Regions from separate parts of the Mus musculus genome. Here region 2 is linked to region 1. A link is a contact called in ENCODE Hi-C data. All regions are on one chromosome and are shown on one strand. The core of a region is the stretch at or near the end of the contact, and the rest is flanking DNA. Distances in the headings are between cores, read along the strand shown.

Evidence for each region. Hi-C counts contacts between places; a loop is a spot of excess contacts on that map.
Region 2: a map of regulatory T cell shows a loop between it and region 1 (10-fold over the local background). The contact joins the promoter of Itgb7 here to the promoter of Smdt1 in region 1. A Hi-C loop is called at or near these places in 2 of 37 maps with a recorded cell type or tissue (T-helper 17 cell and regulatory T cell).

The regions. Positions count from the first base shown.
Region 1 is chr15:82,344,554-82,347,871 of GRCm38, reverse strand. It overlaps Smdt1 (single-pass membrane protein with aspartate rich tail 1), which reads right to left and starts at 1,826. Exons shown (of 3, transcript NM_026914.1): 1 at 1,603-1,826. The coding sequence starts at 1,788. Pheta2 (PH domain containing endocytic trafficking adaptor 2) reads right to left here. Exons shown (of 2, transcript NM_177391.4): 2 at 2,162-3,318.
Region 2 is chr15:102,230,238-102,233,555 of GRCm38, reverse strand. It overlaps Itgb7 (integrin beta 7), which reads left to right and starts at 1,621. Exons shown (of 15, transcript NM_013566.2): 1 at 1,621-1,705.

The sequences.
Region 1 (3,318 bases), core at 577-3,076:
GGAGACCAGTGGCTGCGCCCAAGCCTCCAATGGACTACTGATCCCCACACCACTCGATTTTTAAAGTCTTTGAAGAAACTCAGAGCAACGAAGAGACAAAGTGAGTTTTATGGCCACCAAAATGGATATCAGAAAGAAAAACATAAAGCTAAACTAAATTTAGGAAACTAAGCAACTCAAAATTAGGGGCCAAACCTAATTCCTTGCAAGAACCATACAAAGTTAGGTGAGAACACTAGGCTGGCTGGGCTCTAACCAGCTCTCTCCACCCAAAAGTGAGTTCCGGGGCTGGAGGGATGGCCCAGTGGTGAGGAGCACTGACAGCACTTCTACAGGACCTGGTTCTCAGCACCCACGTGGCCTCTCACACGCAAGTAACTCCAGCTCCAATATGGCACAGTCTCTTCTAGCATTTGTGGGCATGTGGCACTTAAGTGCTACACAGACATACATGCAGGCAAAACATGCATACACATAAATAAAACTCGAGTTAGGAGGAGGTGTGTGCACTGATGGGGCCTCTCACCTCCTTCTCTTTTAGCTGGCTCCTGCTGCTGAGCAACCTTGCTTCACAATTAATGTTAAAAGCTCGCAAAGGCAACATGGACGGAAGGAATGCCAATGAGATTTCACCGGTATTAGCTTCCTGCTTCCCCTAGCTGTGACTTTTTATACAGCAGCTGCACATTTTTGCTTCTCGCTGGAACCCTGACTGGGGTCAACTGCTACCGCTCAGGCTTGCTCTAAAGACTTTTGTTTTCCCTTCGACTCCATACGGCCATGCCGTCAAAAAGCACACCTTTGGTATAAGAGACTTCCCATTTTTCCTTTGGGGTACCGAGGGCAAGTGACAAGAGTTCAAGTATGGAAAAACCAGGATGTGGTCTCTGGTTGTCAAGACCTAACTCCTAGCTTTGGATGCTGGCTTCAGGGCTCTGCCCTGACTTCATCTGTAAAACCTACACATTCCTCAGCACAGAAGGTCCTGCTCCCACATCCCCCTATCCGTTCTCCTTCATTTCCTTTTTACTAAGTATATTACTTCCGCATTCCCTTCCCACTCTTTCAGTAATTTATTCTATGTGCATTGGTATTTTGCCTCCTCGTGTATGACTATGCGAAGATGTCAGATCTTGAAGTTACTGATAGTTGTAGCTGTCCTGTGGTGATGGGAGTTAAACCTGGGTCCTCTGGAAGAGCAGAGTTCCTAAGCTCTGAGCCATCTCTCCAGCTCTCAGGATTGTTTTATCCCATCACCTTTGAGGCAGAGATTGCATGACTTGTATAAATCGACACAAAGCCTTTCTTCTGACCCTGAAGAAATAGGTCATTATGTCCCTCAAGATAAGAAATTGCACATTTCGCTGCTGCCTTCCAGCTTCTGTGTCCAGGAACCCAGCTTAACAGTGAGTTTTATGGAAACATTTTCCTCCACCTGTCAAAGTCAGCAAAACCCAGCTGCACAAATTGAGTCCTATGTCCGGTCCCCAGTCTATGCCAATACTATGATTGGCCTCTGCGCCTGTCAATCAGGACAGGTCACATGCACTCCCCCAATCACCGGCCTCAATCCCTTCGTCCCGCCTCAAGACAGACACTCACTTTCACCGGCTTGGGCAAAATGGCGCCGCTGCGAGTGACGATGACTGACCTCGACGGTACCTGGCTGAGACCTGAGCTGCCCGGTACGGTGTAGACATCGCCACCTCTCCTCCCCCTCGGCCCGCTCCAGAGAGCCCCGGGTCGAACTGCAACCCAGGCCAGCCGCCGAGCCGCCGTGGACGCCATCTCCAGCTCCGCCCCTCGCCGGGAGCCACACCCCACGCATCCAAGGCGGCCTCTGGCAGAAACTTTCTCCAAAACTCGCGAGACTCGTGACACACACGGGAAGCACCGCCCTCCCGCCTGCGCAGAGCACGCATTCGTATGCCGGTGGGAAAGTCCTCGGCGCCCGGACGACGTAGTGACGTCAGGAGAAGGACGCCCCTCCCGGACTCCAGAGGGCGGGGCCGCCAGGGCTCCCTTTGTAGGTGTTCCCGCCCCTCACCTCGGGAAGACTTGAATTAAGGAACCAGAATGTGTAATGAAAAACTCTACTTGGTATCTGAATTTATATATATATATATATATATATATATATATATTTTTTTTTTTTTTTTAAGGTAACAAAAAGTTAACAAAAAGCTGGGCGAAGTGGCGCACACCTTTAATCTTACACTACTTGGGATGCAGAGGCAGGAGGATCTCTGTGAGTTCAAATCCAGTAAGTTCCAGGACAGCCGGAGCTACGTAGTGCGGCGAAAAAAATCAAGTTAACAATAAATAGCTCATGGTTTCTGTGGACATTGGTACAATGGGTGCAGTGGACAGCGGGCTTCCCCTACAGATCTAGGGAACAAACAAATAGACGGATTGGCCTGATGGAGGTCATACCACCAAGCCAGGTTCTTGGACTCAATTGTTAGCCTCAGACACCAGCTTTGCAACTCAGGCTCCTGATTCTTCATTTGTAAACACGTTGATTGTAATAACCAAAATTAACTTTCTGAGAGGGTCTCACACATAGCCCAATCTAGCCAAAAAACTCGCGGTGTTGTCAAGGATGCTTTTGAACTCCTGATCCTCCTCCACCTCTTTGCTACCAACCGGGGAACTTTACCGTTCTGGTTATAAAGGGAAGGGGGGAGGGGAGGCTAACAGGCCTTCCACCAGGTCCTGCTGCAAAACAAACACCAAAACCAAGTGAGGTGTGGCACTCCTATCTATAATCCCAGCAGATTGCCATGCTAAGGAGTTCCAGACCTGCGTGGGCTACAAAGACTTGGTCTCCAAAAACCAAAACTATTAAAAGAGCAAACACTAACTACTGTGACAAGAAACTTAGCAAAGGTACCTGTGTGTACAGTGAGGGCAGCTGGCTATGAGGTTACAAGCAGGCTTGAGAAACATAGCCCTGACCAGAGGAACCATGGAACTCAGTCTCCTGGAGGCAAAATCCAGCCTTTAGGCCTTGTTGGATTTGGGTCAGGCTGGCCCAAGGCCCCAGATAGGGAAAGGAGGGAGGTCAGGAAGAGTCCAATTTTGTTTGGGAACGGTATACATCTCTATTGAGCCACAGCCACTGTCACTACATCTATATAAAGGGGACAGACGGGCCTGGTTTCTGGCTCTGTAGACCTAGCCATCTGACCTTAGAGCTAAAGAAAAAGATACTTGGAATGACACGGGACAGAGTAGCTATGAGAGCCCTCAGCAGACAAGCCTTAGGAACAAGCGGGCTAGGTAACAAGAGTCCCTACAAGTTGCCATGACGACAGG
Region 2 (3,318 bases), core at 372-2,871, about 20 Mb before region 1:
CCTCCACCTCGGGCTGGTGAGATGGCTCAGTGGGTAAGAGCACCCAACTGTTCTTTCGAAGGTCCAGAGTTCAAATCCCAGCAACCACATGGTGGCTCACAACCATCCGTAATGAGATCTGACTCCCTCTTCTGGTGTGTCTGAAGACAGCTACGGTGCACTTACATATATTAATAAATAATAAACCTAAAAGAAAAAGCCTCCACCTCTTATCCCCTTAGACTCCTCACTCCTACAGTTATTGCCTCTCTCAGTGATAGAGACCAAACCTAAGGCCTCCTGAAAGCTGGGCAAGCATCTTGACACTGAGCCGCATCCTCACACACCCTTCTTACTGTACCAGATGGTCTCTTAAATAGACACCGTCTTATTTTTTTATGGTGATCTATAAAATGGCAGCCATAGGAAGTTCTCCCCTCCTTCCGAACGTCACGAGTCCTTAATCCAGTCCCACATGCTGTGGTGACCCCAACCAGAGTCATTTTCACTGCTACGTCATAATTGCAATTTTTGTCACTGCTATGAATCGTAATGCAAATATCTGATATTTCTGATGGTCTTAGGCAACCCCTGTGAAATGGTTGTTCAACTCCTATGGGGTTGTGACTCACACAGGTTGTGAAACCCTGGATTAAAGAATACAGCTAAGGAGTTTTACTACTTCATGCTAACGGAGAGAGAGCCAGGATTTTAACTCAGGCAGGTTGGCTTCAGAGTCCAAATAGCTTAGCTGTGGTACTCTCAGGAGTCGAGACTTCTAGGGAAAGACCTTGATTCAATCCAGGTTATAATTAGTTAAATTTATTGATACTGGTAGCAGGACAGCAATCTCTGAGCCAAATTAGAGTCTGCCACTCAAAGGGGAATAAGGGATGAGGAAAGGATTTTTAAAAATGAAGACCACAAGACCTTGAGTATCTGCATATGCAAGCCAAGAGCTGTTTTGCTCTGCCAAGAGGTAGTAGTCAAGGGGACCTCAAAGTAGTCCAGAATGTCTGCACAAGAATGTCAGAGAAAACAAAACAAAACAAAACAAAACCAACAACAGCGACAAATACCGATTCTATCAAAACAAGTACAGATGTAGGCTTGTGGGTGAAGGCCGGTGTGTCAGGGTTACTGGGAACTTATTTTCCTGGCAAATCAAAAGACAAGTGGCTATTGGAACCAAGATGGATACCTAGCACGAAAGGCAGTCATCACAACTCAATGGCCCCTGAGTTTTCCAAAGGAACAGAAACCACCTTCCTTCATGTTTCTTCCTGTCTGCTCCTTCCTCTCTGTGATACTGGAGAGAACATTGAGTTTTGGAAGGAAGCTGAGTTGGATTTAGATTACAGCCCAGCAGCCCCTTGCTACCTGTGTGACATTTTGCAAAGTCGATCTCTCTTTAGAGTCTGGGCTTCAATCTCTGCGTCTGTGACATGTGTGGGGGCAGGGGTGGGGGCACCGCCACTATCCGGCGCTGTTCTGGTGACCCTTCCTTGTACTTCTTTAGCACAGGAGCAGTGCTTAGTAGATGGGACTCCTAGGTCCTTTCTTTACCCAGCCCACTCCTATCTGCTCCACCTTCTGCTAGATCAGCCACCCTCCAAGAGTCCCCCCACCCCAGGGTGTGTCACTTCCTCCTCTGCTGCCTCTCCATCTGTACACAAGGGCTGCCACTGCCACCGGCGGAGGAAGGGCTGCTCCTCCTCAAGCACCTGTGAGTACCCTCAGGGCAGCAGCCCACCCACCTCCTCCTCTCACCCAGGCCTACTTGTTCCCTACCTCTCTGTGATCTGGGCTCTCCAGTGCTCTGTCTAGTCTTGAGAAAGGCTCTGAACCCCCTTCTGCACTCCTATGGTCCCCACTATTTCTTTCTCGGTTATCCCAGCCTCCTGCTGCTCATCCATTTGTTTCTCCAGTGGAGCCAGAGGGAGGGAAGGAGATTGCGATGCTATACGTGAGTGTTTTCTGAGAGCTAAGGCTTACTTACTCTTGTGCTTCTCCCAGCATCTCCTGTCTGTCCCTGGCTGCTATCTTTGCAACTTGATGTTTTTTGCACAGTCCAGAAGTCTTCCCACTTGGCACCTTAGCCACAGACTCCACATTCCTGGTCTACTGAGGCTTGCACTGTACATGTGCATGCTCACACACATGCACACACACACACATGCACACGCACACATACGCATGCGTGTGTGCATGGAAGGAGACAGGCAGCAGGTGGCAAGATACATGGATTGCCAAAGAAGGGAGAAAGGGACAGAATTGAGAGGGGCAGGAGAGGTCATGTATGAGTTCAGAGCCCCCTTTAGGAGAGATGAGTGGACTTGATGTCTCTGTCTTGTGGGGGGAGTGGAAGTGAAGCCCCATCTATGAGATGAGTCAGAACTAAATTTTGTGCTGCAGAGTCTCGAGCCTCCCTGACCACAGCGCAAAGCACGCAGGTCTGAGGTTTCAGTGAGGTTAAGCCTGGGGTCAGCCTCTCCCTGAGAGCAGAAGCTCTGTAATGTACTACACCCATCTGAGGTCACATGGGGTGGTGAGCAGGATGGGGTGTTCAACGGCTCAGTACCCCACCCTTCCCCATACTCCCTGTAAAGAGCATCAGTACCTGAGTCTGGACCCAAGCTGAGGGGGTTGTGGTTGCTGGCTAGCAGGCTCTTGTACACTGCTGGTGGCCATGGGAACACCATAGCACAATCCCTAGGGAGCTTACGCTGCAGTCTCTACTTACCAGTGTTGCCGGCGGGTACTGCCAGTCTTCCAGAGGGTTCCTTGAGAGTCATCTGCACGTGTGTGATGGCTGCATGTGCTTTCCTTGTGTGTGTGTGTGTGTCATGATTAGTCACAGTAGGCAATTAGAAACCATTACATTTTTGAGACTGGAGAGAGCATTCGGTGGCTAAGAGCACTTGTTGCTCTTGCAAAGGATCCAGGTTTGACGCCCCCCTCAGCACCCACATATTGCTTAACAACCATCCATCACTGCATTGGCAAGGGACCTGATGCTTCTGCGCTCTGGGGGCACGCGTGACGTTAGACACATCAAGGAGAAGGAATTAATCCGACCAAAAAATATTAAAATCTAAAAGAAAGAGAAGAAACTATGAAGGTTTTAGGTGAAGTCGAAGGTGGAAACGAGGGGTTTTAACATGCTTGTCAGATGCTGTGCTAGACATCCATCAGACCCCAGATAATTGAATGTGACGCCCATCATTTTAGGTTAACTACTTGTTAACTCACACAGAGGGAGTTTATAAGGAATTACGGGATCTCTCTATGTAGTCCAGGCTGGTCTAGAACTCCTTATGTAGACGAAGCTGGCCTTAA